Linked DNA regions of Homo sapiens: region 2 is linked to region 1. A link is a loop called in an ENCODE intact Hi-C map of the cell type or tissue named here. Cell type or tissue: heart left ventricle. All regions are shown on one strand. Each heading gives the region's core, and the rest is flanking DNA. Links, peaks and the distances in the headings are about the cores only. Region 1 overlaps ACSF3 (acyl-CoA synthetase family member 3). Region 2 has its middle 44 kb from the start of ACSF3.

Region 1 (6,796 bases), core at 213-5,212:
ATTTATAAGTTAGGCACAGTAAGAGGTTAACAATAACAGAACAGTTATAACCATGTACTGTAATCAAGTTATGTGAAAGTGCTCTCTCTCTTCAAAATACCTTCCGGTACTGTGCTCGTCTGTTGTGAGACTGCAGTGGGCCACGCGTCATTGAAACCGTGAATAGTGAGACTGGATGAGCGGAGGTGACTGTACAGGCCCTGCTGCCCGCGAGCTCCTGCGGCTGCGGCGAATGCTCACGCGCTTGGTTTAAAATAATGCGAGTTTGTTCTTACATGCTTGGAGGCCAGGATTCTGAGACGAGTCTTGCGGAGCTGATGCTGGGTGTGGTAGGGCTGCTCCGTCAGGAGGCTCCAGGGCAAAGTCCGTTCCTGCCTCTTGCAGCTCTGGAGGCCGCCTGTGCCCTTGGCTCCAGCTGCTTCACGTCCAGCTCTGCTTCTGCAGGCACACGGCCTTCTCTCCGTAGTCAGGGCTCCCTCGGCTTCCCTTTGTGCAGCCTATGCGGATATTCCAAGATCATCTCCCATCTTGAGGTCCTTCGCTTCATCCACCTGCAGTTCCCACCACTGCGAGAGGTGACACATTCGGGGTGTAGGGCGTAGGGCGTGACCCTTTGAGCTATGATGTGGCCACTGTGGCAGCCCTCGGTTACTCCAGAGTACTGGCCCAGCTGGAGAGCTGCTTGCTGCGGAGGGTTACTTTGGAGTATTGGCCCAGCTGAAGGGCTGCTGTGGAGTCTCTGTCTCCCCTCTCTGCATGGCTTCCTCTGTAGCGTCTCCCTTGGAGCAGGCAGGGAGGGAAGGACGCGGTGCTGGTCACACAGAGCGCTGGGGTGGGAGCAGTCATCGCCGAGCTGCTGCGCGCAGCCTTGCCTGTGCAGGGCTGTCTCCAGGCAGATCAGGGATGCTGCTTTGGAGGGAAAGGACCTGGGCTCGAGGCGGGACCCTGTGCACAGCATCGGGCCTCGCCTGTCAGTTGGGGATGGCGGTGGCTTTTAGGAGTTGCTGTGGCCCTGTGTGCATTCTAGCTGACTGCAGGCAAGAGTCACTCACCAGGCTGCAGAGGGCATGAGGGGCAGGCCTTGAGCCCACAGGAAGGACACGGTGTGCGTATGTCACAGGTGTGGTGAAGCAGAGCCCTCCGGTGAGGCCATGGACGTTTACCAGCCTCTGCCCGTATAATGAATATGCCTTTTATTCACAGGAAAAAAAGTTTAACACGTGAATGTATGGAAAAGCCCTTAGAATTTGGATCGTATCATGATGGTTCTCAGCACAGAGGAGCCCATCTCTGAGGCCAGATGCCTGGGACTGGGCTCTTGGTCTGTGCGGGGTTGTTCTGCAGGGCAGACGTCCCGGCCAGCAGAGGCACAGCCCTAAAGCCCAGAGCACAGCAGCCACCAGTGGCCGGCCCCACACTCACCGCTCTTGCCAGGACTCTTCCTGTCTGAAGTCTTTCTGGCCCCATCGAAGGCTGTGTGGAGCTCTGAGGCCTCTGACCGGGAGCTCAGGACCCAAACCCTAGTCAGGTGTGAATTTCGCCAGGAAGGGGTCCCTGCAAGCAGTCAGCCCTGCCCACCTTCCCTCTGCTTCTCCTGCCGCTGAGAGGCCCATCCTCTTCTCTGCAGGGCATCCAGCCCCACACGGTGGCTGGAGGTGGAGAGAAGGCAGCTTTTCTGGCCCTCCACCTCTCTGACCTTCAGTCTCATCCCCGGAAAATAAGGTTGGAGGCCGGCTCACAGTGGGCACAAACTTGGAAAAGAGAAGGGGCTCTTCTCTAGCCTCCACTGGAGGCAAGGTCTCACAAGAGAAGCCAGTATGTAGAACAGCTTTGTACGAGCAAGTGAGCCTGTTTCTTCACAGATGATAACATTGGGCTTTAGAGAAAGACCTCTTTAAAATCTAGCAGTTACTACCGTGCCAAAGAGAGGTGGCTGCCAGCACACTTGCGTGATTAGCCGTCAGCTCCCTCCACTGCTCTTCAGGACGCCTGTAGCCACAGAGCCTCCCTGAGGGCCCCGTCGCCAGGGTCACCTCCTGAAGAGCCTCCCTGAGGGCCCCGTCGCCAGGGTCACCCCCTGAAGAGCCTCCCTGAGGGCCCCGTCTCCCTAACACATTCCACATTCTTGTTGGCTTCAGTCCTTATTTTTCACAGACATCTCAGCCCTGACCCCAGCTGCGACACAGCAGTCTGTTAAGATGGCAGACACTGCGGCTGCCTCATCTGCGTGGTCCATCCCGGAGACATCTGCCTGGCGCTCTGCTCCAGGCCTTCCTGGCTCCCCTGGTAGGGATCTGGCTCAGTGACCCGACCCTCCTTGCGGCTCTCTCTGGGGTGCGCCCTGCATGGACACAGCTGTCCTTGGTGAACGTCTGCTGAGTCAAAGTGGTTTTGCTGCAGTGAGTTCCCCGTGAGTGCACTGTGTGGGTGGTGCAGCGCCTGGTGTGTAGGGAACTTCCATGCCTTTGCTGTGTCTCTGGGGGCTCCTCTGACGGGGCAGCTCCCTCCTCTCCGCCTTAAGCTCCTCCTTTCCTTTGGCGGTCAGCTCTGTCCAGGGTGTCAGTTTCTGTGCCTGTGACTGGGCCCCCTCAACCTGCCCCACCTTGGCCTCTGCTCCTTGGCAGCCTGGCCCTGAACCTCTGTTGGGGGCTGCCCGGGCGCTGACGGTGGCTGGTCTACCATGGTCACTTGGGCAGAGGCAGCAACGGCCATTGTCGTGGACCGTGCCAGGGCGAGATGCAGCTGGCAGGGGCAGAGGCAGAACATCTCCCAGGGAGCTGAGGGCAGGTTGGTTCCATCGTCCCGGAGGGCAGGTTGGTTCCATCCTCCCAAGTAAAGAGTGTGTTACCCTCAGGGCGAGAGGCAGGTGGGTGTGGGTGCTGGCGCAGGCCAGCTGTCAAGGATCTGGGCTTTCTGGTCTTGCTGCTTCTCCAGCACTGCATGAATGACACCACCTGGCCCTTTCCAGTGCCCACAGGCACACGGCTTGGGAGCTGCTGCTGCGGCGTCTCTGCCCAGGGGCATCTGCCAGGGGGTCCCTGCCTTGGGGTCTGTGTCCCAAGGGCGTCTGCCCAGGGATTTCTGCTCCGAGAGTGTCTACCCTGGGGTCTCTGCCTGGGGATCTGCTGTCATCTTCCAGACACTGCAGACTGGCTCATTAATGGACACGGGAAAGCCTCAGACCTTCAACGGACACGGGAAAGCCTCAGACCTTCACCGTTTTTGACACTTACTTGGGATTTTTCTTTAAACTATGCTGTGAAAACTTAATTTTTTTTTTTTTTGAGATGGAGTCTCGCACTGTTAGCCGGGCTGGAGTGCAGTGGCACGATCTCGGCTCACTGCAACCTCCGCCTCCTGGGTTCAAGCGATTCTCCTGCCTCAGCCTCCTGAGTAGCTGGGATTACAGGCACCTGCCACCACAGCCAGCTAATTTTTTGTATTTTTAGTAGAGACGGGGTTTCACTATGTTGGCCAGGCTGGTCTAGAACTCCGGACCTCATGATCCACCTGCCTCAGCCTCCCAAAGTGCTGGGATTACAGACGTAAGCCACTATGCCCAGCTGAAAACTTAATATTTAAACAAATTTGATGCTGTGGCTACAAAGGATTGCAACTCTTTTCCATAAACTCCAAGTTTCAGGGTTTTCCAACTTTAGGAATTTCTATGTGTAAAATCCAGCTGTCAGCGTTATTGAACTTTGGGATTTTGTCTAAGATTGTGTGGAAGAATGTGTAGGATACAAGTGTGGGGTGACCAGACACCTGCGGTGGTGCTGAACGATCTCAGACGCGGTGTCTTCAAGTCATCCTGCACAGAGGGCCGTGGGTGTCAGTGCCTGCAGGTGACGGATGGGGTTGGGGGAGAGGAGGAGGATGCCGGAAGATGGATGTGCAGCCACAGCCTCTGGAGATCAAAGTCACCACTGACGAGACAGCCAGAGGCTCAGATCAGTCACTCGTCTCCAACAGCACTGCCCTGGCCGACTTCCTCAGGATCGCAGCATGGACTCAGGAGGGCTGCCATCTGGCAGGGTCTGTGCTGTGGCAGCTCAGGTTAGAGCAACAGGCCTGCTCCTGCCACCTCAGAAGCACTTGCTAGTTAGTCAAATGTTATGGCGCCCTTCAGGGGGCCTCCAGGTCTTTCACGTCTTGGAAGTGTGGCAACACATTGGGATGTGCTGGAGGAAGAAGGTCACCCTCGGCTCTCAGTGCCCTTCTTTAGGGCAGCAGCTGCCCTCTGAAGATTTGGATGAATTCCAAGAAAGACCGTCCTTCGTGTCTTTCACCTCCGCGCCTGCTCCCTGCCCCTCAGCCTTGTCCCGTTGCGTGCATGCTGTCCCCGCCTCAGCACCATCCTGCTACACGCATGCTCTCCCCACCTCGGCACCATCCTGCTACACGCGTGCTCTCCCCGCCTCGGCACCATCCTGCTACACGCGTGCTCCGTTTTCCGTGCCTCAGTGTCACGTTTGTGTTTCTGGTTCACTGTGCTGTTGATCTGTGTGTTACATCAAATGCAGTTTGTTCTTTTTACGTTGCTGTGTTGTATTTCCTGGTGTGCAGAAGCCACAGTGCGCTTATCCATTCTGCTCTTGAAGGACTTGAGATTGTTTTCAGTTTGTGGCTATTAGAAGTCACGGTTGCTATGAACATTCTCACACAGATGTCCCTGTGGACAGTTCCCTTGGATCCGCAACTCCCAGTGCCGGCTCACAGGCTAGATGTATGTTTCATTTCAGTGGAAACTGCGGAAGAGTTCTCAAACGTGGCTGCATGTTTCACACACCCCAGCCCCAAATGTGGCTGCATGTTTCATACGCCCCCAGCCCCATTCTGCTGGTACCAATTTACTGTATTAGTCCGTGTGCACACTACTGATAAAGACATACCCAAGACAGGGAAGAAAAAGAGGTTTAATTGGACTCGCAGTTCCACATGGCTGGGGAGGCCTCAGAATCATGGTGGGAGGCAAAAGGCACTTCTTACATGGCGGTGGCAAGAGAAAATGAGGAAGAAGCAAAAGCGGAAACCCTTGATAAACCCATCAGATCTCATGAGACTTATTCACTATCATGAGAATAGCACAGGAAAGACCGGCCCCCATAATTCAATTACCTCCCCCTGGGCACCTCCCACAACACGTGGGAATTCTGGGAGATACAGTTCAAGTTGAGATTTGGGTGGGGATGCCATCAAACCATATCAGGAGTCCTTAAATTTGTTAAATTCCCCACATGTCTCCTCTTCTGGTGCCTTCATTTGTCCCTACAGAGGTTCTCCGCGAAGCACTGTGCTTCCCCCAACTTGTTTCCCTTCAGCCTGGAGAACTTCTTTTCAATAGTTCTTGTAGTGCAGCTTTGCTGACAACAAATCCCTCAATTTTGTTTCACTGAAAATGTTTTTATTGCACCTTCCCTTTTCAAAAACAGCTCTATCGAGATACAGTTCACACACCGCAAAATTCATTATTGTAAATTTTGAATTAAGTAGCCATTACCTCAAACCAGTGTCCATTTCCCCCCATTCCCAGCCCCTGGCAACCACGAATCTGCTTTCTGCCTCTAGGATTTCCTTGTTTGAGATGGCAGCGTGTGCAAATGGGGCGTGTCACACTCAGTCTTTTATTCCAGCTTCTTTCACTTGCAGGATGGTTCTGAGTTTCATCCATGTTCTACTGTGTGTATTAATAACTTGTTCCTGAATAGTACTTCATCATATGGATATACCACATTTTCCTCATCCATTCACCATCTGATGGGCATTTGGACTGTTTCAGTTTGGAGCTATTATGAATAATGCTGCTATGAACATTTACATATAAATCTCTGTAGACATTCATTCATCTTACATAGACACAGAGGGATAGAATTGATGGGTTGTATGGTGACTTTCTGTTTAATGTTTTAAGAAACTGTCAAACTGGCCGGGCACGGTGGCTCACACCTGAAATCCTAGCACTTTGGGAGGCCGAGGCAGGTGGATCACTTGAGGTCAGGAGTTTGAGACCAGCCTGACCAACAGGGTGAAACCCTGTCTATACTAAAAATACAAAATTAGCCAGGCACCGTGGTTCACACCTGTAATCCCAGCTACTCGGGAGGCTGAGGTAGGAGAATTGCTTGAACCCAGGGGGCGGCGATTGCAGTGAGCCAAGATCACACCACTGCACTCCAGCCTGGGCAACAGAGCAAGACTGTCTCAAAAAAAAAAAAAAAAAAAAAGAAAAGAAAAGAAACTGGCAAACTGTTTTCCAAAATGGCTGTGTTGCTGTACGTTCTCATCAGCAGCGTATGAGAGTTTTCATTTCTTTACGTCCTGCCAACACTTGTCACTGGCTTCAGTTTGCGTTTCCCTAATGACTACTGATGTTAAGCTTTTTTTTTTTTTTTTTTTTTTTTTTGAGATGGAGTCTCACTCTGTCGCTCAGGCTGGAGTGCAGTGGCTCAGTCTCGGCTCACTGCAATCTCCGCCTCCTGGGTTCAAGCGCTTCTCCTGCCTCAGCCATCTCAGCAGCTGGGATTACAGGCGCACAGCTCCAGGTCCAGCTAATTTTTTGTATTTTTATAGAGACCAGGTTTCACCGTGTTGGCCAGGCTGGTCTTGAACTCCTGACCTCAAGTAACCTGCCTGCCTCAGCCTCCCAAAATGCTGTGATTATAGCCGTGAGCCCGCCGCACCCGGCCAGATGTTGAGCATTTTTTGTGTTTATTTTTACTTTTTTCCTTTTAAATTATTTTTGCAGAAACAGAGCCTCCCTATGTTGCCCAGGCTGGCCTCACACTCCTGAGCTCAA
Region 2 (15,917 bases), core at 6,447-11,446, 55 kb before region 1:
CGTCGGTGTCTTCCTGGCAGCAGCAAACTCCTGTGCTCGGCTGGCCCCCCGTGGGTGCCTGTGAGCACTTGCAGAGCAGCTCAGCTATTGGTATTCCCACCACCCTCCCGCCCAGACCTCCGGGCACCCCTAGCCTCCCTGGGCCTCCCACCTAGACCTCAGCATGCCCTTGGCCTCCTCGGGCCTCCCGTCCTGGCCTCAGCACGCCCTTGGCCTCCCCGGGCCTCCCGTCCTGGCCTCAGCACGCCCTTGGCCTCCCCGGGCCTCCCGTCCTGGCCTCAGCATGCCCTTGGCCTCCCCGGGCCTCCCGTCCTGGGCTCAGCATGCCCTTGGCCTCCCCGGGCCTCCCGTCCTGGGCTCAGCATGCCCTTGGCCTCCCCGGACCTCCCGTCCTGGCCTCAGCATGCCCTTGGCCTCCCCGGGCCTCCCATCCTGGCCTCAGCATGCCCTTGGCCTCCCCGGGCCTCCCGTCCTGGCCTCAGCATGCCCTTGGCCTCCCCGGGCCTCCCGTCCTGGCCTGCGTAGCCGTTGCTCTGCAGCTTCCTCTGTTGAACTTGTGCGTGGCACTCACGAGCCCAGGCTTTACTGAGCACATCCTGTGTGCCAGGCGTGGCCGGTGACCAGCAGGTCGCCACGATGTGTGGACAGAAGTGCAGGGTGGGGGCTGACCCGTTGGTCACAGGGCAGTCAGCAGCTGAGCTTAGACTTCCGGAACCCAGGTCTCTGAACCCACAGCCCGTGTTTGGGTCACAGTGTGCTGCTGAGATGGGAGCGGGTGGAGGCGTGTGGCTGGGGTTTCCCAGGCGTGTGGATGGGCGCGGGGCTGGCCTGCCAGGGTGCAGCGATGGGCGCGGGGCTGGCCTGCCAGGGTGCAGCGATGGGCGCGGGGCTGGCCTGCCAGGGTGCAGCGATGGGCGCGGGGCTGGCCTGCCAGGGTGCAGCGATGGGCGCGGGGCTGGCCTGCCAGGGTGCAGCGATGGGCGCGGGGCTGGCCTGCCAGGGTGCAGCGATGGGCGTGGGGCTGGCCTGCCAGGGTGCAGTGATGGGTGTGGGGCTGGCCTGCCAGGGTGCAGACCCCATGCATCTGGTTGCTGTGAAGCTGCTGGGGGGAGCAGGAGGGGTCTGCACCAGGTCTCCAGGCTCTGCGGCCGTCATGGAGAGAGCTTGAGGTTGCTCCTATTCACTGGAGACAGCCGTTGTGGGGTCTTCAACGCTGAGGCCCGTGGGCTCCTGGGTGACCTGTGTGGGGGGCATAGATTAGCCCTGAGTGGGCCCAGGCATGAGGGCGTCTTGGAACTCATCTAACCCAGGTGGCAAACAGGGGCCGCCCGACTGCCAGGGAGAATTGACGAGCAGTGGCGTCCTGGAATTCCCGTGAGGTGGCGGGAGAAGATTCTATGATTGATCCGTCATGCCTGCCGTGGCTCAGGATGGGACCGGCCTCTCAAGCTACAGATCAAGAAACTGAGAAGGGAGTAGCCTAAAGTCACCATGAGAGTGGCCAGGTCTGGGCCGGCCTGGCCTCCACCCCGCAGAGACCATCTCAGCTCTGCTCGCTCAGCCTCGTCCCCGCCTCTGACATCCTTCCATTCCCGCTCATGGCCCTCTCTGTCTGCCACCACCCTCCCCGCCATGGGTGCTTAAAGCCCCCGGCAGCTGCCCTCCCGTCCCCCAACATGGCCCTTCCTGACATGCCAGCCCCTCCCAGCAGCAGAGCCTTCCCTGTCCTGAAGAAGACGGAGCCGAGCTCTGCCATCCAGGCGGCATCTGTGCACAACAGGAACACGGGGACCCCGTGCAAGCCTCATGGCTGCCATCAGGAGACATGACAGCGGGTGGCTCCTGTCCAGCACCTCCCGGGCTGGGGCAGGGCCGTGCAAAACACCATGCGCTCTCCCCATTTGGTCTCACAAGTGCCTGGGGGTGTCGAATGCAGGTGGATGATCATTTCTATATAGAAACACAGATGTGGAAACCATCTCCTGGGAGAACCGGTATTGCCAGGTTGGTGTGGGGCACCAGGCCCTTTCCAAGGGGATGCGCTGCAGACCTCTTAGTAACCCTTAGAATTATTCTCCACTCCACAGACTAGACAGGGGCGAGGAGCAGTTGGGCTGTTTGCTGGCACAGGCCGCAATCCACCATCCGAGCCCTGCACAAGCCTTCCCGACTTCTGAGACCTCACAAGCCCTCACTCAAATCGGGTCAGGATAAATGGCCCAGACTCCCCAAGGGTCTCTGGTGTGGCCCTAGGCCCCAGGACCTTCCAGTCACCTGCACCCTCGCTTGGAGAAGCATGCTTACCCTACAAGGCCCAGGGAAGATACCACCTCCTACAGGAAGCCTGCCTTGACTCCCCCAGTGGACGCTTACTCTCCCTGACTCAAAGGTTCTGCAGGACCTCACCCTCTGCCGGCTGCCCCTGTCACCCTGGTGTGGGGGCAGCGTGTGTGCCCCCCCTCTACCCAGCACTGTACTGATGCCCGATCTGGGGCTGGGGGAGCATTGTGGAGAAAATAGATGAACACTGTGGATCCAGGTGTCTCTGGCTCCTGAAAACTGCAGGTGAGGACCAGCCGAGGAGGGCGTCCCCAGCAGCCCCTGTCCGTACATGTTTGGCACCCAGACAGCCCCCATGTGGTCCTTGCAAAGAAAGGGGGCTGTGGCTGAGCCCAGCACATTGTGTGCAGGGACCGCCCTGGAGTGGACGCAGCGGGAGGGCTGGCCGCACCTCCCATGCACACCCTCTCCCCCAAGCCCCAGACGCGGAGCAGGAAAGAGTTAAGTCCTCTGTGAGCAACTGTGTGAAGGAAGTGGTAAACAATTTTTCTCTCCCTCGGCTAAATTAATATGCAAATTCCCAAGCCCCCCTCCATTCCCTTCCCCTGCCTTGAAATTAGCGAGGTAGAATGCTTGGGCTAATTATGCATTCAAACGAGCAGGCTGCGTTCGCCCGGCACTAAGAAGATGCGGAAAATGATTGTGAGAAGATGGAATTGACATTCGAACGCGGCCCTCCCAGTGCATCTGGAGCCACTCTCCTGCATCCAGCAGATGGAACCCGGCAGTGACCGCCGGCCACCCCCTGGCCCGGGAAAGGGCTGCAGCAACTAGCAGTCGGCTCTGCACCCTGGTCCAAGGTGAGGGAAGAGGGGGGCCCATGAGCAACCATCTAGACCCCCTTTTCCCCACTGCGGAACCCCACGTTGCCAGCCTGGCACATAGAGCTTCCCCAGGAGCCTTTGGTGCTCATATCCAGAGGTCAGAACCTCAGATGGGGGTGCTAGGGTGAAGGCCATGGCAGGCGGCAGGAGCCACAGAGGCTGGACTGGGTCCAGACAGGCGGCCTCAGGCCAGCCGTGTGAAGCAGAGCCTGGAGCTCTGCCAAGGGGCCTCCATGCAGGGCGGGTGGGGGCGGCAGGGCACTTGGGACCCTCGCTGCAGCCACCCTCACCACCAGCCCCGACAGCCACGGCCCCTCCCAAGCAGATGTGCTATAAATTGCCATTGTAAGTAAAATTTTGCTTCAGAACGGAGTTTCTCTGCAAAGTCGGAGTTTGACTAAGAGGGAAACAGAGGCCAGAGGCTGCCTGGCATCAGAGATGGGCGGGGCCAGTAAGGAGCAGGCAGGCTCGGGAGCCGTGACTCTGAAAGCTAAGACGGGCCAGACTGGAACCCTTTCTCACAGGGCCTCGCTCTGCATTTACTGGAGAAACCCAACCTTCCTGCCTGTGGGGGCCTGTCCTACCCCATTCTTCCAGCCACCTCCTACCACACGACACAGGAGCCCTCAGTTTGCACACCATGGGGCCCTCTCCTGGCACGTCCTCTTCCTCACCTCTGTCTCAGGTAACCAGTCTCAGGGCCCTGTCCAGACCGACTGCCTCTGCCCAGCCTTCTGTCTCTCCCCTCGCTCCCTGGGCCACTGCTCTTGTGAAGCTTCATGAGGCCTCTTTTATTCTTGTGGAGCATGGACGCTTAACATTCCCAAAGTCCAGCATGTCTTTCCCACTTGTCTCTAAACACCTGCAGGACACAGCTTTGTGCTGGATCTCTGGAGCACCCATGGCACCTGGTCCTGACCTTAGCTTTCTTAAAGACCTGTCCATGGGGACGCTGATGAAAGGATTGGTTAGGCAGCCCCCAATCTGCTAGACATGCTATTTGTAGCTGCACATGAGAAGGAGGCTCCTTTTGGAAATGTGTGCCCAGCACTTCCGAGGAAGTCCTGGGAGGATCCACACACTGATCCAAGTCCACTCACGCTGCAAGCAGCAGCATTATCATCACCATCATCATCATCCCCACCATCACCATCATCATCATCACACCATCATCTCCACCATCATCATCACCATCATCATCACTATCACCATCACCACCATCCCCACAGTCATCACCATCCCTATCATCACCATCATCATTATCCCCATCCTCACCATCATCATCATCACAACAATCCTTACCCGTTTTCTGGGCATTCACTTGGTACCAGACATCATACAGAAAGGTTTAGACACAGGATCACTTTGAATCTGCACAGCTCTTTTGAGGTATGTACTATTATTATCGTCAGTCTACAGATGAAGAAAGTGAGGTCCCTAGCTAGTGATAGAGCCTGAACTTGAACCTAGGTCCTTCTGACACCAAAATTCCAAGTTCATAGCTCTATATTCTTCTCCCCATTTCCTCATGGACATGCCTTCCAGTGAGGGGACAAAGACCAAAGGAGTGGCTCATCCAAGCATAAATGGAGACCTCTGAGGCCAGAGCTTAAGTCACGACCTGAGGGGTTTAGATTAGACTAAACCCAAGACTTTCAAATAATGTGTGTTTTTAGTTCTCAGAATAACCAAGAGGAAGTGTTTTAGCAACTACAGAGATTCTTGCCTCTCCCAGAATGTGTAAAGACCAGCAGGCTGATGGATTGTGGGTGAGTCAGACCCAGCCCGGTGGCCTTATGGTGCAACCTGATAGGTGTGCCCTTGCCAGGCAGGCCGGCAGGTAGGTCAGGGGCCTGGGGTCTCAGGACGTAGAGACTGTCCCTGCCCTCAGTTGGAGAGGACTGCAGACCCCTTCACTCCCTGACCTGGAGGAAGATGTGTGAGTCTGGGCTGTGGGGGTCACAGAAGCAGCAGGTGGCCTGTCTGCAGGTCCTAGGCCAAGGGCTGACTGGGTCCGGTGACATCCTTTGTGCTGGCGTTAGTTTCCCTCTCTATCCAAGGGCTGACTGGGTCTGGTGACACACTTTCTGCTGGCCTCAGTTTCCCTCTCTATCCAAGGGCTGACTGGGTCCAGTGACATCCTTTCTGCTGGCCTCAGTTTCCCTCTGTATCCAAGGGCTGTGACTGGGTCAGGTGACATGCTTTCTGCTGGCCTCAGTTTCCCTCTCTATCCCATTAGAGTGTTGGACTAGATATTCTCCAATGACCCTTTTCTTGCCTAAAGTTTTGTCATTCCAAGTGCAGAATGCTGTTAATTTGTCCATCTGTCCATCCATCCAAACCCCAAAAGCTTTCACTGGAGGTGTCTGAGTGCACGGCCCTGACGTCTGAAGGAGGCGCAGGTCTAGAAGACATAATGCCAGAGCGGCCCTCGTACCCACAGAGGAGAAGCAGAAGCTCAGAACCTATGGCCAAAGCAAGACACAGGCGGGGAAGTGCCATGTCCTCAGAACCCAGGAGTGCCGGTGGAACAAGCACCTCCGCCCGCCTCCCACCTGCTTCCTTCCTGCCATCCAGGGAGAACAGCCCTGGTTTCCAGGTAGAGGCATCCAGAGCTTCTGTGCCAGCCCCAACGGCCACACAGATGGATGATGGTGTTAAGTACTCATCAGCTGCAGTGAGGCTCCTGGAGCCGCCCATGAGGATGTAAGGTGCAATGTGCACCTCGCTCCTAACACCCAGGGCAGACGTTTGTCAGTGCGGGAATGGCAGGCGGGGGAGGAAGGCAGATCGTCCCGAGGCGTGCATCTCGAAGCCACCTACAGTGCTCATCAACAGGGAGCAGCAGCTCTGAGCAGCCCAGGAGTGGGTGCCAGCCGAAGTCAACAGGCAGGCGGGTAAATGCGTCCCAGCGCGGGGAGGGCTTGGAGAAAGGCCTGGAGCGTGACCCCTGCGTAAAGAAGAAAAGTGGCCGTTCTAGGAGAGGAGCAGTGAGACCCCAGGCTTTGTGGCGGGATGGGCCCCAGAGCACATTTTGGGGGCCTGGTGGGGTGATGGCAGCTGAGACAGGACAAGGCCGCTGGACCCCACAGGCAGTGGCCTCGGGTCTGAGGGAGGCTGTCCCAGTGGCCACCACACCTGGCCAGGCAGGGCCGTCAGGTGGGACCTAGGGGTGGTCACTGACTACTCTGGGCAGGCGCCTCCAGGAGGGGAGGGGAGTCCCAGCACCTGCTCACTTCACTTCCTGGAACCGCCTCCCGCCTGGAGGGCCGGCGCTGCTGGGGGCCAGGGCTGGGATGCTTTGTCCCTCCACGGGGACGGGGACGTATGGCCTCGCTGATTCTCCGCGCAGCCGCTCATTCTGGTGCAGCTGCCGCGCCGCCCTCCAGGCGCTGGGTAACTCCGGGCTGCAGTGCTTCTGCACATTAACACCATTTGTTCCGTGGAACGTGCTTTATTTCCACACCACACGCAGAGCTTATTACCCCGCCAGCAGCTCAGGGAGCAAGACGGCTGGGACCTGGGGAGGCGGAGGGACGACGCGGCCCAAGCCCCCTCCCCCCGCGCGTCCCAGCCCACTGCCCGCATGGGGGAGGGGCACTGGCCGGATCCCTGGGCAGTGAGCTCAGGAGGGCTGGGGCGTCCCAGTCAGGGAGCTGGTTCCCGGGAGGGTCCTCGCTGCTTGTGTGGCCCTGGTGACGATGCCGGGGCTCCTGGATAGATGCGCCCAGGCAGCTTCTTTTCTGGCTCTGCGGCCTCAGGGAAGCAACATGGCCTCTCTGAACTTCTGTCTCCCGAAATGTGGAGGCTGAGACTGTCTCTGTGAATGGTAGGGTAACTGTTTCCCTGCCACTGTAGGTGACAGTTAAGGTCGAGATGACCGCTAAAGACAAAGGCTTGACCCAGAGGCCAGGAGCAAGGGGGCGCGGGAATCACAGAGACTGGGGCAGCCCTAGATCCCCCGGGTAAGCCTTTTGGGCCCCTGCCTGCACAGCAGAGCAGAGCCCAGGGTGAGCCACGCAGGCGCGTGGAGAGGGCACCCCATGTGGGGCAGACTCCCGCTCAGAGGGGCCTCGCTGTGGCCACCACCTACAGACCAGAACCCGGGGCCGGGGTCTCATGGACCTCCTGACTGAGGAGACCTAGCAGAGCCAGACAGGGCCTGTGGACCGAGCAGAGGCTGGTGTGGACTCGGCTGGGGCCCGCTCCCTTCTCCTTTGACCTGGGGCACAAAGGTCCCCTCTGTGTAGGACTCACTGACTGGCCGCTTTCTACTCCTCACACAGTTCCCAGGCCCTGGAACTTTCCATCCGTCTTGTCCTTCTTGCCCTCACCACCCCTGCCCCGAGGTCCTCCGCCCACATGACCTGGTGGGGGCTGGCGTGAATACCTGGAGCGCAAGGCTGGGCAGGTTTTGCTCAACGTCATGAAGTCTGATCTCCACGCACAGAACCCGGCGTGGTGCCCACACCGTGTGCGTGAGCACAGGGACAGAGGTGTGGACGGATGACATCGGGTGACTGCAAGACCAGGCTGGCCACCATGCAGCTAGGGGCGAGGTGGACTCCAGGAGCCTGGTCTTGTTGGCATGGGGTAAGGAGCTCTTGGCCACCAAGGTACTGAAGTAAGAGGTAGGGAGAACCCCTCCTCCCTGGGCCTGTGAGGGTGGTCCTGGACACACAGGTACTGGCTCCCTCCTATGCGGGGTGGCGGCTGCCCTCCCTCCAGAGCCCAGCCCCAGGGCTGATGTGCCCGCACAGCTGGCACTGGGCTCTCGGGAGGCGGAGGCGGCAGGGAGGCCTCTGGGCTGGGGGAGGGCGCAGCAGCTGGACCCCTGACCCTTAGCAGAGCAAAGGGGAGGCGGAGGCCCAGCCACTGTCTCGGGAGGCACAGTGGGCGGCCGGGGTTGGCACAGGGGGAGGGGCTGGCCGGGCGCCCACTCCTTCCTAGGGTTTGTTGGGAGGCCAGCTCCCTCTCCATGGTGCGTGGAGCTGCAGAAGGCTTTATGTCAAGAGGCAGAAAGGCCCATGAATATTTCATTAGGGAAGCGATGTGAGGCTGCCAGGAACATCTGGCAGGAGTCTCTAGGGAGCTCCGAGCCGGCGCGGGAAGCAGGGACTGTGAAATTCGGAGGTGGAGGGAGGAGGGCTGCGGCAGGCAGCAGGGTCCCCTGTTCTGCTGTGGCCCAGCAAGGCTGCGCCCCTGACAAAGACCAGCCCTGTGCAGGGGCAGCTGTGGGTGAAACAGTGGGGGTGATGGCAGGGCCAACTTCCTCGATCCCGGGACAGCCCCCTGCCCACCCTTCCTACTCAGGCTCATGGCCGGGTCAGAGCAGCTGAGGGTGGGAAGGGGCCTGAGAGACAGTCTTGACCTGGGTCAGGCAGGGCTGGAATGGGGCGCCGCAGGGGCGGCACACACCCGGGGCATGGGACGGGGCTGTGGTTGGGGCCGGAGGGACCTGCACCTGTTGCTGGAAGCCCAGTGGGCAGCCAGGACCCCGGAAGCCCCTCAGTGGGTGAGGTGCCTGCTGGGTGTTCAGGCCTGCAGGTGAGGGGTGGGGGGTGAGAGGTTGGGGGGGGGACCTTGCCCAGCAGAGCGGGAGAAGCCCGGTCCCCAGTCTCCATCGTGGGGGCCGCAGCTTCCAGCTTGTCCCACCCTCCATGCCATTTTCAGGTCCCCTGGGGCCCTCGAGGGAGGGGCATCCACTCATGCCACTCTCCTCACGACTGAGGCCTGGGACCCACAGGTGCTGCCATCCCACCCAGTGCAGACCCAAGCCAGGGTTCCAGCCAGCACCTCGCCCATCTAAGTCTCCTCTGGGAATCCTGGAATGTGTTGTGCCCCGCCCCCCACCCCTGAGCCTGAGGGGCCAGGGCCACTGCTGTGTCCCCAAATCCCCGGAGCCCCCCTGCCTGAGTGTTTATCCCACTGACACCCATGCTGGGGCCCACCCTGCCCGCCCTCCACGCCTGTGCCATCTGAGGGCAGGGACTGCAGGGCCGGGTCCAGGCGGCCACTGGGGAAGCTCACCTGCGCCAAGGCCCACCCGGGATGACCCCACCGCCAGCACTTCCAAGGGGAAGCCCCCGTCATGAAGTGTTGGCCAGAGTCGGACTGAAGCCGCCACAGCAGCGCCTCCCGGGGCTTAAGGGGAAGAGGAGGCTGAGGATGGCCAGTCCCTGGGAGCCCCGCCGCACCTCCGCCCCCGGGATGTCTCAGGCTGGGCCTCTGCGGGGCTCTGAGCCTTTCCCTGAAGCTCTGAAGCACAGCCCAGACCCCTCGTGGGCCTTCAGTCCTGCCGGCTCTGTCCGACCCCAGGACCCTGTGTTCCCGACCTCTGCCCGACCCCTGGGCGTCTGGACCAGATGACCACTGCCCTCCCCCGCCCCCCCAGCCCTCCCTGCCCCTCAGCCCAGCCCGGGCTCCTGACCTTGGCCTCAGAGGCCCCTCCTAGCCCCTTCAAGGTGGAGGCTCCTGTGGGCCAGCCCGACTCTAGGCTCGGAGTTTTAAGGTCCATGGGCCTAACCTCCTCCCGGGCTTGGAGGAGCTGGGGGCCCAGCCACCCAGCCATCTTTACCCCAGCCCCTGCCCATGTGCTCTAATCGCCCCTCCAGTGCAACCTTCTTTCTGGGACTGGATTGGCTGCCCAGAGCATTGACTGGGACAGCGGCCAGCCCAGAGCCCCCGGCACAGCCAGGGCCCCTCTGTGCCATGCTCCTGCCAGGGCATGGGTCTGGTGCCAGCCTCTGCCAGCTGATGCTGTGGCTGGCAGCCTCTGCCATCCTGCTCGCCATGGATCACGCTGAGGGGCCACAGCCAGACGCCGGGACTAACACCCCCAGCCCTGCCAGCTCCACGCTGGCCCACCTGGGTGTCACCCACCTTTCTGCAGGTGAAAATCCCCTCTCCCACGGCCCCCAGCTCTTTCTGCCCAGCCTGTAATTGCTGGGAAGGGCAGCAGGACTTTGCCTTGGAGCTGCTGGGGAGTCCCTCACCTCGGGCTCCTTCCCACCCTCAGCAGCTGGGCTTGCTGCACCGTCACCCGCACTCCTGCTACCACACGTTTGGCGTCTGTCCCATCGTTCCGCACAGGCTCTGAGGCACCAAGCCAGGCTGGGAGCAAGAGGTGGGGCGGGGGCTCCGGGAAGACGAGAGGGAAGGCAGACGCACTCCCCTAGGAGCCCTGGGCCCCAAGATACAGCCCTGCAGCCCACGCATGGGGACAGCGACCAACATTTGGGGACCATCTGGGGGACTATACGGAACTGGGCAGAGGAGACCTGGCCCTGGGGGCCCACAGGGCATCAGGCGGAGGTGATGTGGCCGACCCCATGCTGGCCCCACCGAGCCCACCCAACCGAGCTCCCTGGAGGACGAAGGGCCAAGCACAGCTGGAAACAGGCCCCAGGGCGACGCTGGGGAAGCCGAGAGGAGCCGTCCTCTACCAGGCTGGCCCAGAACCCTGCGGGATTCAGCCCTCCCTGATGCTGCCACGCCCTGCAACCCAGAGCCAGGCCAAGATCCGGCCCCGGCCTCTGGCACCCGACGCAGATGCCAGGCGCCCACACCCCGCGAGCCCGCACGCTTTACCTGCGCTGCTGCTGCCAGGATCCACCTGCCCCAGCCGGCCCTCCCTGGCACCTCTGCCAACTGCTGCCGCCTCCCGCCACGGCTGCCAGCGATCGCGGTGGGTTTTGTGGATAGGCGTTTGGCCCCCTGCAGCCGCTGGCATACGTCGGTGGCACGCGTCCATCCTCACCGCAAGCTGCCCGCACCTTCCTCCTCCCCGTGCCTCCGGAGTCCCCAGTGCCAGCTCGGAGGGGAGTTGGCACGGATGGAGGCTGGCCAGCGTCTCGCGGCTGAGTATAGGCACGCTTCTTTTTTTTTTTTTTTTGTATTTTAAACACACACACATATTCTCACACGCACACACGCCAAGCCCCCACCCCTGGCAACACACATCCCTCCTGTCAGGAGCAGACATAGCCAAGAAAGCCCAGAGCAGGCGGGGGCAGAGAGAAGGGGCTTCGCCGAACGGAGGAACCTCAGCCCGCAGCTCTGTCCCTGCCCGTCCCCATTGCTCTCCCTCTTACGTAAACCACCAGGAAGAAGAAGAGGAAACACGGATCCACGTCACATCGAGGAGCCTCCTGATTGGGCGTACCTTCCCCTGCCAGGTCCCCTGGGACACACGCCAGCCCCGGCCACCCTGTCCCCTGCCCAGCCCCCCGCCTCCCCCAACGGTCTGCCACGGTGACCACACCCAGCTCCCTGCGTTTCTTCTCTTGAAAGGCGTTTATTCATCGAGTGCCAACCCTGGCTCCTGTGCGGACACGGCGGCTGGCAAGACAGCAGGGCTGGCCGAGAGTCTGGCGGGATGACCCCGGGGGTTGTTGCCTGCCATGGGCACAGTCCGGGAGTCCTGACCTACGTCTGAGGGCCAGAGGGCATCCCAACTGGACGTGAAAGGCCAGCCTCAGGCTGAGGACGGGGTGGAACAGAGCCTCGGCCAGGCTCCTGCTAGAGAGCGGTTGCCGGCACTTGCTCTGTGCTGACCCCGCTGTCTCTGTCGCCTCCCTTGCTTGAAGAGCCCCATGTTGGTTATGCATGACCTCTGACCCTGGAGACGCAGGTGACAACTCCCGGGCATCGGGGAGACGAGGTGTTGGGGACAGAGCCGGCGGTCATAGCCTCCAGCTCCTCTTCCTGCATGGAGTGACCTGGCGCCGCGAGGTGGAGCTGGTGTCCGAGCCCTGAGGATGAGGCTGCTCCCTCCGCAAGGTGGGCGAGGAGCCAGGAAGAGCCAAGGGAGTGGCCACCCTGCCCTGACGGCCACCAACGGCCACCACGTCACCCTAGAAGACAACCCAAGCCCGTCTCCCCACACCTCGCGGATGGTGCAGTGCAGAGAGAAGGCCGGGCGGGTGCTGGGGGGCCCATCTCCCCGAGCCTTGCAAATAGTGCAGTGCAGGGAGAAGGCCGGGCGGGTGCTGGGGGGCCCGTCTCCCTGTGACTCGTGGACGGTGCGGTGCAGGGAGAAGGGCGGGCAGGTGCTGGAGGACTGAGTGAGGCCCCTCCAGGATGGCTCCCTGCCCCTCCATGCGCTGGGTCCTCGGGCCAGGACAGGTTGCATCTGGGTCACCAGCCCCCTCACACCCGCTCGCCTGAAGGCGGCCGACCCTGGCCACTGGTCGCCTGGTGGCAGAAGCCTCTTCTGGGCATTTTCAGGCACCGCAATGCTCTTCACAGCGTTAACTTTTTTTTTATCCAACCAAGGACAACCTCAGCTTCAGAAAGCCCTGGAATGCCCCACAATGGACAAGCAAGGAACACCCTCCGGGACGGACCGCGAGACTCGGCCCTGAGATGCCTCAATACCCTGGACACCCCAGAACCTCAGATTGCGTGGCTGGGGCTCCTGCGGCCACCCTGCTCCCCAGAACCTCGTCGTCTTCCCGGTGCCCTGCGGCAGGAACACAGGGCTGGAGCCGACCCCCAGGGCATGGCTGGGAGCTGCGGGAGTGAACGGGGAGTTAACCCCCAGGGCATGGCTGGGAGCTGCGGGAGTGAACGGGGAGCTGCCTGTGGCATCTGCCCTGTGGCTGTCACTCCCCTCACCTGTTCCCAGCCCGTGTCTGACAGGTCCCACCCTGGGCCCTGCCCCATCCCGCCCTCGAGGCCACGCCCCCTCTGTGCCACCCAGGCTGCTCCTGGTCACAGTTTGCATTTAGGCTGCAACCTCTGACCTCAGGCCCCTGGGTCTTCCTCTGCATTGGGCATTCCCAGGCCCCAGGCTGGAGGAGGCTCTGGGAGGTACGGCCTAACCCTGGGATTGGGGAGGTCAGGGGCCTGGGCTACTCAGCTGACCTTGTGGCCTTGCCCTGGAACCCGGCCCCTGCTGCCTCCCTGGGTTCACTCTGTTCCACCACACGGGCCTTCTTGCTGCCCCTGAAATGTTCTGGGAGCTCCTCCGCCGAAGCCCTGGCTGTTCCCTCAGCCTGGACGCTCCTCCTGCATGTCCCGGAGGTGGCTCTGTGGCCCGCTGTGGCTACCCAGCAGGACCTGAGGTCTGAGGCCCACTGTGACCGCTGCAGGTGCATGTGATGTGAGGCGCAGGAGCTGGGAGAAGGGCAAAGCCCACCTTCCTCTGCAGCTGCTGCCTGTTCTCAGCTCATCTGGAAGAGAAGGGAAGGTTCAGAGTGCGGGGCCGCTCAGTGGGAATCAGCACAGACCTGCCAAGCACCCTCGTGGCGCTGACCTTTCCTTTAACCTCCCGGGTGCCTGGGCGCGTCCTGCTAAAATGAAACGAAGAGCAGATGTGAACTCGGGACAATGAACCACCAGCGTGTCCAGCTGTGGGGCTGGGACCCCTTCAGGATGCGATCAGATCAAGGCAGGCAGAAGGGCCGTTCCCGCAGCCACAGTCCGACTACAGAGTGACACCATGGGCTGGAGTGACCGCCGGGGAGGGACGGAGCCTGGAACCATCAGTGCCTGGCCTCCCCCAACCCTGTGTGGGCAGCTGCTGGTGTTCAGCCCCCACCCTGCCAGCCCCCACCTGGGCTCCACCCATCACCCCGACAGATGGGCTGAGTCAGGGGACCCCCATCGAGAGTCAGCACCCTGCTGCCGGCAGGTCGCACACCTCCGTCACGGGGCACCACTGGCAGGGTCTCAGGAGCCCCGACACCTTCCGAGGCCTCTCGGGGTCAGCACCTCCCCAGCCAGGGCCTCCAGTTCCCCGAGCGGGTGCCACCAGGCTGCTACCCCTGGAAGAGAGGCATCTCCTGATGGCTGTAGAAGGGGCCCCTCTCCTGGGCTCACGGCTCTGTGGGCCTCCCTGCCCGGGCTCATGCAGGGCACCTGGCCTCCTGGAGCTGGGAGCAGAGGCTGAGCCCGTCCTGGGGTTCTTGCTGGTCCCACACGTGCAGAGATGTGCAGACAACAGGCTCAGCTTCGCACGTCTGTACCTCAGCTTCCTGAGTAGGATGTGAGGGCTCAGTGAACCCCCAGATTCAAACATCAGGGCCAGTGCCACAGCCAAAGCCCCATCCCCAGAGCAGGTTAAATGTCACTGTACAGCCATGTGCGGTGGCCGGGTCCGGGTGCTCTGGCTGTGATGTTGCGTGCCCCGCCTGTGTGTGTGCGTGAGCGTGGGTGGACTTCCAAGTGTGTGCAGAGTCACATGCGGGTGATCCTAGGCGTGCATCCGCCTGTGAGCACGTGGGAGAGTGCGCCACCCGTGTGTGTGGTCCGTGAGCATCCACCAGGTGCATACACACCACGAGCCACTGTGAGCATGCAGGGTTGCGTGTGTGCCCATGAGCCTCCATGAATGTGCAGGAATGCATGTGTGTCTAGGCGTGTGTGTCCGTGTGCACCTGTTTATGTGACCGTGCTGCAGTAGGTGCTGGTAGGCAGGAACCCAAAACCTGCAACAGCCCTGCCTGGCAATGTTCGTCCATTTCTGTGGTGTAAACTCTCCCACCAACTTCAAGCTATGACATGATGTAACTCAATTATGATGTGATGTCACTCAGTTTGGAGTGGGGAAGAGGGGAGCCCCATCGGCTCCCACAACCGGTTCAGGCGGCTCCAGCACCACTGGCCATGTGCACCTGCCTGCACACGTGTGTGACAGCATGAGTGTGATTGTCTTGCCCTGAGTCCCCACGTGGCACTGCTTGTCACTGTGGGCCTGGTGTGCGTGTCTCTGGGTGTGCCACGCTCAGTGCTGGGCACCCTCCATTCCATCAAGCCTCAGTGTCAGCCCCTAGGTGAGCCCTGGGGACCAGCGAATGGGTTCCTTCTGCTGGGAACTACCTGGTCACCCCACCCTGCTCCTCCACACGGCCATGGCAGCCAGCATCAGTGCAGAGCCAGGGTCCCATGGCCCACCCTGCAGACCCTCCTGGTGGCTGACAGTTAAGATTGGAGGGAGGCAGGGCACCCGGGTCAGCCCGGATAGCCAGCCTCGTTGGCAGCGGCCTTCCCGTCTTCAGTGAAGCGGGCCACGCTCAGGAAGAGAGTTCTCAGGCAATCGTGGGGTCCCAGGTGCCTTGGCCCTTGGCTGCACTGACAGCACTTTCCCAGCCATGCCCAGTGATGCTGGGGGCAGCCCTCTAGAGCCTCGGGTTCTCAGTGGCACCCCCAACACCTTGGATTCCACCTCATGAGGACAGCCTGTGCCTCAGAGCGACCACCACTCCTGCCTTAGTGCATTCAGGAATTGGGCCGACGGCAATGTCAGGACGTCCTCACAGGGCTGTGGGGCCAGCCAGCCCTGGGTTATCCGTTCTTCCCACCTCTCTGCAGGGCTGGGATTGGCTGTCCCACTTCACGCAGGAGGCAGCAGGCCCAGCGGGGAGAGGTCACTTGTCCAAGGCCTGGACTCTCATCTTGGGTTACCTCCACCAATCCCAGCTGTCCTCGAGGTCACCAGCCCCAGCGCCCACAAAGCACTCAGCAGTGCCAGCCCAAGAGAGAGTGGGCAAAGCCAGCTGGACACAGGAGCCCCTGCCCTCCTTCCTGTCCTCCTCCTCCCAGGTGGACGCGGGATCCCCTGTCCTCCTTCTGTCCTCCTCCCAAGTGGACGCGGGAGCCCCTGCCCTCCTTCCTGTCCTCCTCCTCCCAGGTGGACGCGGGATCCGCTGTCCTCCTTCCTGTCCTCCTCCCAGGTGAAATGTGGGAGCCCCTGTCCTCCTTCCTGTCCTCCTCCTCCCAGGTGGACACGGGATCCCCTGTCCTCCTTCC

Evidence for each region. A loop is a pair of places that touch in the nucleus more often than their neighbours do. Peaks named below come from ENCODE experiments on the same cell type or tissue, not always from the same donor. Only the 100,000 strongest peaks of a DNase experiment are listed, where the experiment ranks them.
Region 2: a loop joins it to region 1, with 4 times the contacts of the local background. A loop is called at or near these places in 5 of 110 quality-filtered maps.

The regions. Positions count from the first base shown.
Region 1 is chr16:89,103,027-89,109,822 of GRCh38, forward strand. All of the region lies in intron 4 of ACSF3 (acyl-CoA synthetase family member 3), which reads left to right. Among named protein-coding and RNA genes, the nearest start is that of ACSF3, 13 kb to the left of the region's middle. RefSeq lists an enhancer at 2,251-2,300. In heart left ventricle, for the core only: no CTCF peak of the experiment used is centred there; DNase peaks (open chromatin) are centred at 2,395 and 2,665.
Region 2 is chr16:89,041,707-89,057,623 of GRCh38, forward strand. No RefSeq gene overlaps it. Among named protein-coding and RNA genes, the nearest start is that of ACSF3, 44 kb to the right of the region's middle. In heart left ventricle, for the core only: no CTCF peak of the experiment used is centred there; DNase peaks (open chromatin) are centred at 8,145, 8,595, 9,205, 11,435 and 1 weaker place; H3K27me3 peaks cover 4,356 bases.